3 separate regions of the Homo sapiens genome follow, and regions 2 and 3 are each linked to region 1. Evidence: chromatin contacts called from ENCODE Hi-C or POLR2A ChIA-PET data. All regions are on one chromosome and are shown on one strand. Each heading gives the region's core, a stretch centred on a gene start or an enhancer-like site at or near the end of the contact. The rest is flanking DNA. Distances are from core to core; before and after follow the strand shown. Region 1 holds the start of ACKR3 (atypical chemokine receptor 3). Region 2 holds the start of GBX2-AS1 (GBX2 and ASB18 antisense RNA 1). Region 3 overlaps ASB18 (ankyrin repeat and SOCS box containing 18).

What was found. Hi-C counts contacts between places; a loop is a spot of excess contacts on that map. ChIA-PET counts read pairs that join two places held with the same protein, here RNA polymerase II (POLR2A). Pooled maps may share reads with other maps.
Region 2: a loop to region 1 is called in a map of endothelial cell of umbilical vein, with 5 times the contacts of the local background. The contact joins the promoter of GBX2-AS1 here to the promoter of ACKR3 in region 1. A Hi-C loop is called at or near these places in 2 of 168 maps with a recorded cell type or tissue (chondrocyte and endothelial cell of umbilical vein) and 5 of 50 pooled maps. POLR2A ChIA-PET finds 5 or more read pairs at or near these places in 1 of 52 experiments (A549).
Region 3: a loop to region 1 is called in a map of cardiac septum, with 5 times the contacts of the local background. The contact joins the enhancer-like site here to the promoter of ACKR3 in region 1. A Hi-C loop is called at or near these places in 1 of 168 maps with a recorded cell type or tissue (cardiac septum) and 1 of 50 pooled maps.

What each region holds. Positions count from the first base shown.
Region 1 is chr2:236,568,422-236,571,131 of GRCh38, reverse strand. It overlaps ACKR3 (atypical chemokine receptor 3), which reads right to left and starts at 1,307. Exons shown (of 2, transcript NM_020311.3): 1 at 1,208-1,307. RefSeq lists an enhancer at 2,071-2,710.
Region 2 is chr2:236,166,120-236,168,829 of GRCh38, reverse strand. GBX2-AS1 (GBX2 and ASB18 antisense RNA 1) reads right to left here and starts at 1,388. Exons shown (of 2, transcript NR_186035.1): 1 at 1,161-1,388. GBX2 (gastrulation brain homeobox 2) reads left to right here and starts at 444. Exons shown (of 2, transcript NM_001485.4): 1 at 444-1,381; 2 at 2,393-2,710. The coding sequence starts at 859. RefSeq lists an enhancer at 1,313-2,265.
Region 3 is chr2:236,239,034-236,241,743 of GRCh38, reverse strand. ASB18 (ankyrin repeat and SOCS box containing 18) reads left to right here. Exons shown (of 6, transcript NM_212556.4): 2 at 342-464. Among named protein-coding and RNA genes, the nearest start is that of ASB18, 24 kb to the left of the region's middle. RefSeq lists an enhancer at 2,607-2,710. Within about 2 kb of position 1,308, at least 6 of the 41 ENCODE cell types and tissues checked have a DNase peak (open chromatin) inside an H3K27ac peak, as active enhancers do.

The sequences.
Region 1 (2,710 bases), core at 58-2,557:
AAGTTAAAGCACAGAAACCAGCAGCCTCCACTTTCTTTGCTAGGCGTGCCTAGCTGATGTCCACATTTTTCCTGGAATAAATAAAGGGACACTAAAAGCAGCATCTGCCTTTAAAAAAGAAAAGAACAAAGTTACCATGTTGAGACTTTGCAGACTGAAGTTTCAGGGGATGTCACTGCACCAAATACATTCAAAGGGCTGTAAACCATTTAAGGAGGCTCTCTCCCACTTTTGAAACACTAAGTAATCCTGTTGTGAGCAAAAGGAAAGAAAGAAAGAAAGAAAGAGGAAGAGAGAAAGAGAGACAGCCAGTCTGACTTTTACAACTTCTCATTCTCCCTGGAAGTTACAAGTCTTGGCTAACCACCCATCCCTGACCTCACTCCAAAGTTCTCTCAGTCACTCCTTGAATCTTTGCACATGCCAACAAAATTGAACAAAATCCACATTTTACCTGAAGAGTATATTTAAATTGCAAAATAGTAGATTTGTGTGTGTGCTTCCCCCAACCCCAATTGAAGTTGGACTTAACACCTTCTAAGAGAACAATACTCAAATTAGATTAGCAAGCGTGCCATCAAGAGAAGAGAAGACCGGGCTGTGTTTAACATTCACGTTTATAGCTTCCGGACTTACAGACTCTGGTAAATCCCCCAAAGTACTGAATTCAAATACATCTTGGACTCACAAAGATTCTCAGCAGTTTTCTGCTCCATTTAAGGATGCCTCTTAATAAAGTGTTCATCATTCTGGAATTACGTATTTACTGCCAATTTTATCTGTTTCCAAACTGATATACTAGAAGCAAAACAGGTAAACAGTGGGTGCCAAGCTAATCCCCATGCCAAATTGGTCAGGCAGAATGGATAGTCTGTGTTCTTGCAAAGTTCCCCTGCTTACTGGAGCTTAAATAGCCACACAGCAAATAAACACCAGATTCCTAAATACACATGGAAATTTCCTTCTGCAAGTGACTTAAGAAAACTGCCCTTTGCTTTCTGAAGAGAAAGGTGAAGCCCTCCGAATTAGCAAAAGCACTTTGCAATGCAGCTGCGTGCAGCCTGGGTTTTCAGAAACCAGACCCGCAGACTCAAAAGCACCCATCTGAGCGATTTTAAAGAAGGCCTTTGAAAAGACCACTTGGCTTAAGAGCAGAAGCCGTGCCTTCTTTCCGAGCAGAGCTGCTGCCCGAGCACCGTTTCCTTACCTCCGGGCTGGCTGGGCTGGCTGGGCTGGCTGGGCTCGCTCGCCTTCCTGGCTGTGCTGTGCGCTGGCTCCCTTAGTGCTGAGCACTTTGCAACAACTGTGAGCTCTGCTGGCTGCAGACTTGCATTATATACACTGCAGAAAGGAGCCTCTAGCCTCTAGATGGCAGCTTTGTAACCCACATCTCTCTCTCCCCCGTGCCACCCCCATCCCACAGGCAGACACACACACACACACACCCCCCTCTTGTAAACCTCACTAGTCTGTTGTTTCCTGCACAAGTGTACTCTTGGGAAACCCCAGCCTTCTTTCATTTGCAAAATCTGGTGAAGCCACAAAGTCCAAACCCCACGGGGGGAAAACGTCAGCCAAAGACAAACTGCAAAGAAACCCTAGTGCTTGGCAAAATCATCAAATATTTATCTGGTCTCAGGTATATCTTGAATAATCCCATTAACACCAAGAGCTCCTGTGAATGCCTCTTCGCTCTAGGGAGGACTTTGTTCCCAAGACAAATTACTCTGAACTTCTGAACTTCGATGTTGATTTACTAAGCCTGGGTTTTCCTTGTTAATTCCTCCAAAACAGAAGTAACAGTTTTGGTATGACCAATGAATCGATGCCACACCGTATATCCCCAAAGTGGAGAAAAGAGTCTTTATAATAGATTATACTTGAATACTTTTATTTGTAAAGGACTTTAAGTACAAAATCCTTGAGACTCTAATCAAGATAGTATTCTACAGTGTCTGCCCAGTGCCAGACACGCATTAGGAAGATAATAAATGCCTTTTGATAATGTCTTTTTCTGAGATGAGTCTGGCAAACACTTTACTACAATTATTGCAATCTACATTCTTATTTGGATGCGTATTGCTAAAGTTCCCCCCACGGAGGAATTCAACCTAAAAATGTGATCCAGGTGATACTCATCTCCAATGCCCCATTTACAAAAATCGTCCATAAGATAGGGACCCAAAGGCCACCCGCCAGCCCATCCCATGTGCAATGCTCTGGCTTTCGTATTGCTTTCTGATCTCCTGGAGTTCTTAAAGAGCGGCTCAAGTGGAGTGTATGAAGGCACCAGCTGTATTCACGCCTTCTCCAGAGCTAAAACTTTTCGAGATTCTTTTTATACTTCTACTAAAAATAACAGCAGACGCTCGGTCCCAGCGCTGAATCTGGGGGACTGGGAGGTCAAAGTCTCACGTGGCTAGAAAGTCTCCGTGTGGAGAAAGCCCTTAACGAAAGAAATATTTTGTTTAGCTAAAAGCTTCACATTTTTCTCCTGAACTGGCTGCCCAGCGGGAGGCGAGGTGCACACCTGCTCTCCGGGGGCCTCCGGAGGGGTCGCCCTGGGGCCGGCCTTTCCCAGCCCGAGCGCAGCGTCCCGCCACCGCCTCTGCAGGGCGGCGCAATCACTCTTCGTGTCACATCGGCACCAAGGACATCTCCAGGCTCCCCAGAGACGCTGGAAAGGAAAACTGCCAGCGGCTGCGTCTAC
Region 2 (2,710 bases), core at 139-2,638, 400 kb after region 1:
CTCCAGGACCCTCGCCCGGACCCCAGGCGCAGCCGGAGCACCCAGCGCTGGAGTGAGCCGCAGGCAGGTTGGTTCCATGGCAAATACAGTAAAAGAAATAAAGCGCCCCCGGCCCAGCCGTGGGGGTGCGGGCCCCGGAGGCTACCCTTCGAGGTGGCCTCGACAAGGCTGCAGGGCCCCAAGGTCCGAGCCTTGGAGGTGCCATCCGCCCGTCTCAAGTTTGCGCGGCACGGGCTAGGCATGCAGGCTCCGGCTCCCCGGCCCGCGCGCTCCGACGGTGGCGCCCGCAGCCCGCTCGAGGCCAGCTTGGGTGGAAAGGGCGGGGCCCCGCTTTCGCCCCACCCCCGCCCCGCTCAGCCAATGGCCAGAGGCGCCCAGCCCCACGTGAGGCGAGCCGGGCCAGGCGGCAGGCAAAATGTGAATGAGAAAGAGGAGCGCGATTTAAAGGTGCTGGCTGCGCCCGCCGGAGATAAGTACGCCGGCTTCGCGCGCTCCCCAGCGGCCCGCGGGAGGCGACGGACGGCGGGACGGACGGACGGACGGCAGCTTACCGGGGCCGAGGGCCAAACCCGCGAAGCGCGCGGGCTCCGACGGGCAAGCGGCGGACGGGGGCTCCGGCGAGCCCTCGGGGCCCGGGCGCCCTCTCCACTCCGGGGCGCACGGCCTCACCCCGCACACCCCCTGCACCCGCCCGGCATGCAGCGGGCCCAGGACTGAGGGGCGGAGGCGTCTGCTCTCCGGGTCCCGCTCGGCCCCTGCCCGGCGCTCCCGGCGGTGCTCCCGGCGTCCGGCGGGCTTCCCGGCGGCGGCGCGGCGCGGGGACTTTTCGCCTCTCGCTGGCCTCTACCGAGCGCGTCTATGAGCGCAGCGTTCCCGCCGTCGCTGATGATGATGCAGCGCCCGCTGGGGAGTAGCACCGCCTTCAGCATAGACTCGCTGATCGGCAGCCCGCCGCAGCCCAGCCCCGGCCATTTCGTCTACACCGGCTACCCCATGTTCATGCCCTACCGGCCGGTAGTGCTGCCGCCGCCGCCGCCGCCGCCGCCCGCGCTGCCCCAGGCCGCGCTGCAGCCAGCGCTGCCGCCCGCACACCCTCACCACCAGATCCCCAGCCTGCCCACAGGCTTCTGCTCCAGCCTGGCGCAGGGCATGGCGCTCACCTCTACGCTCATGGCCACGCTCCCCGGCGGCTTCTCCGCGTCGCCCCAGCACCAGGAGGCGGCAGCGGCCCGCAAGTTCGCGCCGCAGCCGCTGCCCGGCGGCGGTAACTTCGACAAGGCGGAGGCGCTGCAGGCTGACGCGGAGGACGGCAAAGGCTTCCTGGCCAAAGAGGGCTCGCTGCTCGCCTTCTCCGCGGCCGAGACGGTGCAGGCTTCGCTCGGTGAGTCGGCGGCGCGCGCAGCCGGGACGAGGGGGCGGGAGGAGGCGGGGGCGGGCCAGCGCCGGGTTCCCGCGGGAGACCAAGGGGGCGAGGCCGCGCCCCCGCTCGACCCCCGCGGGAGGAGCTGGAGGATGAGGCCCGGCTGTGCCGCTGGGCCTCCGGGGGACATTCAGAGCCACCCAACAAGCGGGGTCTCGGGAGGGGGGGCGTTTAGCGCCCGGCGACCAGCTGCTGCCCTGGGCCACATATCTATCTGACGATGCGTTTGGCCGAGGCCGCCTCTGCCGCTCCGCGGTGACCTGGGGTTCCGGGTAGGTTGCAGCCTCTAGGGGAGACGGGTTGGGCTGCGCGTCTCAGCCGTGCGTGTGCCCAGGGGCGCCCAGACTTTTTAAACCCCTTCGCTGGTCTTGCTACTTGTCTGGGAGAAACGGACTGCTGGGAGGCTGTGCCTGTGTGTTTGTGTTGGGGGTGTCTGGTGGGAACTTATAAGGCCACAAAACATCCCTTTGACCAACGTTGTCTGTCTCAAAAAAGATGGTCTGGGATCTGCACGTCCCTACGCCTCCACTCCGGTTAGGAAGCAATTGAGGTTCACTACATTTTCATGGTGGCGGTGGGGGGAGGATGAATCGTGAATCCCCCCATCAGTCCTCAACCAGTCCCCACCCCAGGGACAAAGCGGGCAATCTCTTGGGCCTCGCGCCTCCTGCTACTTCTCCTGACGCTGCCGAGGCTGGGAGGGTGCGGGGGAGGCATGGCGGCCCTTTGAGTGATGGTTCTGGGCAAAGGGCCGTCGCCTGTACTGCCTCCTCTCCTTTGAGCTTTCTCACGCTCCCCCCACCCCTCCTCTACCCCTCAAAGGCCAGGAAATCACAATGTGTTAATGTCATAGAAAGACAATCCGCTAAAGGGTGGGGGGCGGGGGGCGCGGAATGTCCAAATGACGGTGGGAAGGAGAAAGGAAGGCCAGTGTGCGAAATGTAATAAAATGCCGTTTGGTTTTGCTTTCAGTCGGGGCTGTCCGAGGGCAAGGGAAAGACGAGTCAAAGGTGGAAGACGACCCGAAGGGCAAGGAGGAGAGCTTCTCGCTGGAGAGCGATGTGGACTACAGCTCGGATGACAATCTGACTGGCCAGGCAGCTCACAAGGAGGAAGACCCGGGCCACGCGCTGGAGGAGACCCCGCCGAGCAGCGGCGCCGCGGGCAGCACCACGTCTACGGGCAAGAACCGGCGGCGGCGGACTGCCTTCACCAGCGAGCAGCTGCTGGAGCTAGAGAAGGAGTTCCACTGCAAAAAGTACCTCTCCTTGACCGAGCGCTCGCAGATCG
Region 3 (2,710 bases), core at 59-2,558, 330 kb after region 1:
ATCATCACAAAGAGGGTGGCTGAGTACTGCGGCATCCCAGTGCTCACATGCCCCTGGTCATATCAAGTAACCATTATCACATCGGAGCCCACAGGAGTTATAAATATACCACCATCGAGCCCCAACTGGATGACAATTGAGTAATGACAATAGAAATAGCTCACACTCCATAAGACCATCTTTCCCGTTCCTGAAGAACTCTTCTGAAATCGACGGCATCTCAATGGAGAGACAGCCAGGGCCAGTGAGAGGAAAACTTCAAATATTTCAAAAGACAGAGAAGGATCCTCAAGCTAGAGCAGGGTCCCCGGTGCAGGAGTACCACACTGCCCTGGTCGCAGGGGACCTCGACCATCTGAAGCCCCTCATGGACCAGTTCTTCCAGGATGCCAACGTGGTGTTTGAGATCAATAAGGATGAGATGGAATGGCAGGTGAAATCTCCAGCCACGTTTGGACTATCAGGTACCCTTGTTCTTTAAAGCTCAGTCATTTATTTTTAAGGGGCTACTAATACTCTCTGGGAGTGTAAGGCTCCCGTGTGTAGACTGGGCACAGTGGCACTGGGTTTAACGTACACAAGAAAAGGACATCTGATGAAGTTTGCTCGCAGTAAAGTGTAGGTTTTAGGTGATGGCCTATAAGAGATCCAGTTGGAAAGGCAAAGCAGCGATTGGTGGGAATGCCTATCCGATGACGCTGGGTGTGCCTCTTGTCTTTACAAAGGAGCATTGGTTTAGGTGTGGAGCTGCCCGTGCCTGCATCTGGCAGCCAGGGAGGTGGGTGCTGAAGAAGGAAAGTCTCTCCTTCAGTTGCGCCCGGAGCAGCCTCTGGCACACAGCTCTGTGTGAGGTCCTTTATGAATCTGCAAATGCCACAGCTACAGCAGGGGCACAGCCAGCATCAGTAGAGGCAGGACCCCAGGACTCTCTGTAGATCCTCCTCCTGGAATCTGGGGAATCCCAAGAATGGGGAAGGAAAAAGGAAGAAACCAGAGGTCCTGACTTCATACGTGTCTGCAGGTGCTCTTGCTGCCTGAACATGGTCACTGTGCGCTGGGCGGACAAGCAGACCTCCCAAGTGGAAAGAGGTCCCCTCCTCCCCCTGCCCACTCAAGATGTGCAGACACTTGCTGACCACCATGCTGCATCTGGGGCTTTCTCGGATGGCACCCTGCTTTGGGCACCCCACCCGCCACCAGCTCAGATGCAACATATTTACCAAGAAGTTTCACATGCGTTGGAATCTACAGCAGCTCTGCCAGACCATGGGATTTGAGAATCTGAGGTCAGTGGCCGGCGGCCAGTGTCCCATGTCCCTGACTCTTAAGCTCTGGCAGGCAAAGAATGCGGAAGGTTGGCTTCCAAAGAACTGACACAGTTCTGTTTATACCTCACACGGGGAGAAGAGAATAAACTCAAAACACTGTCAGAGGGCCGAGCAGCTCCTGCCAACCAGTGAGGCGGTGGGGGCTGCAGGAAAGGCAAATGGCAGTTCCTGTTGGGGCTGCATGTCGCAGCCGACCCCTTCTGGGCCTCCTCTCCCTCACCTATCCCAGACCAAAAATACCAACGGCAGCCCTGGACATACACACACACAAATGTCACAATTTCAAATAGATAGTCATGTTCACCCATCATTTGCACATTCTGTATCCAAAATCAGTTTCCTCCTTCCCTCCCGAATCTTCCCACCCCTAAGTTCTGCTGCTGTCCTGTGGTACACCTGGACGACAGGATACTGGAGCACGCCCACAGCAAAGGGATGTGGGCTGGTACTGAGGAAACGGCAGCCCGGACAGTGAGTAGTGGCCCAAGGCCTCCACACAGGCTGGGAAGAGAGGGAGGCAAGCTCAGGCTGCCTGGATTCCAGCCTCCTCCGGCACAGACACCTGACTGCCCTGCAGCAGATCCAGCAGCAGAAACGACCAGACCCTGTTTGAAAGCAGTGGCCCCATGTGCTCTCCCATGAAAAGACTTCCCGGTGGCCAATTCCAGCTCCCCTGGTGGGGAAGGGATTGATCTGAGTACAGGGAGCAGGTCCCCAGTGGCCACCACCTCGGTGCCCCTCCGTGATAGAATGCTGGCCCATCCAGCCCACAGTCATAGAGAGCACTGACATGGGGGAGCTGATGCTTAGAGGGACACACCACATGCAGAGAAGCCTTAATTCATGTCCCTCCTGGTGGCAGAACTGGGACCAGAGGGCGGGAGTTACAGAAAGCTGATTCCGGCTTCCTGAGCCTTAATTCACGTCCCTCCTGGTGGCAGAACTGGGACCAGAGGGCGGGAGTTACAGAAAGCTGATTCAGACTTCCTGACTGCATCGCCAAGGACCTGGAGACGGTGCTGGCCCACACTGTGGCTGAGCTAGATCCCCACCTATGGCTTCTCCCCATCAGTCCCTGAGAAGACTCAGGAATCCAGGGTGGGTTTACTGAGCGCTAGGGTAGGGTGGGGCTGGGTTGGGGATTTAGCATTTCCCAGAGAAGGCAGTAAGTAGTTTTCATCTCTCAGAAAAACAAATCGAATCAAAAAACCAAGAGCTGGCACCTGCAGGAATGTAGGTTATTGTTATCACGGGGATAACAATGTAGATAGACTACATCCATCACCCCCTCCAGATCCGACCTGGTCTTCACTGGGAAGGGCAGCTCAAACCCATGCAGGTCCATGTCCCTGGGGCCTCTGGCCACCACCATTCCATGCCAG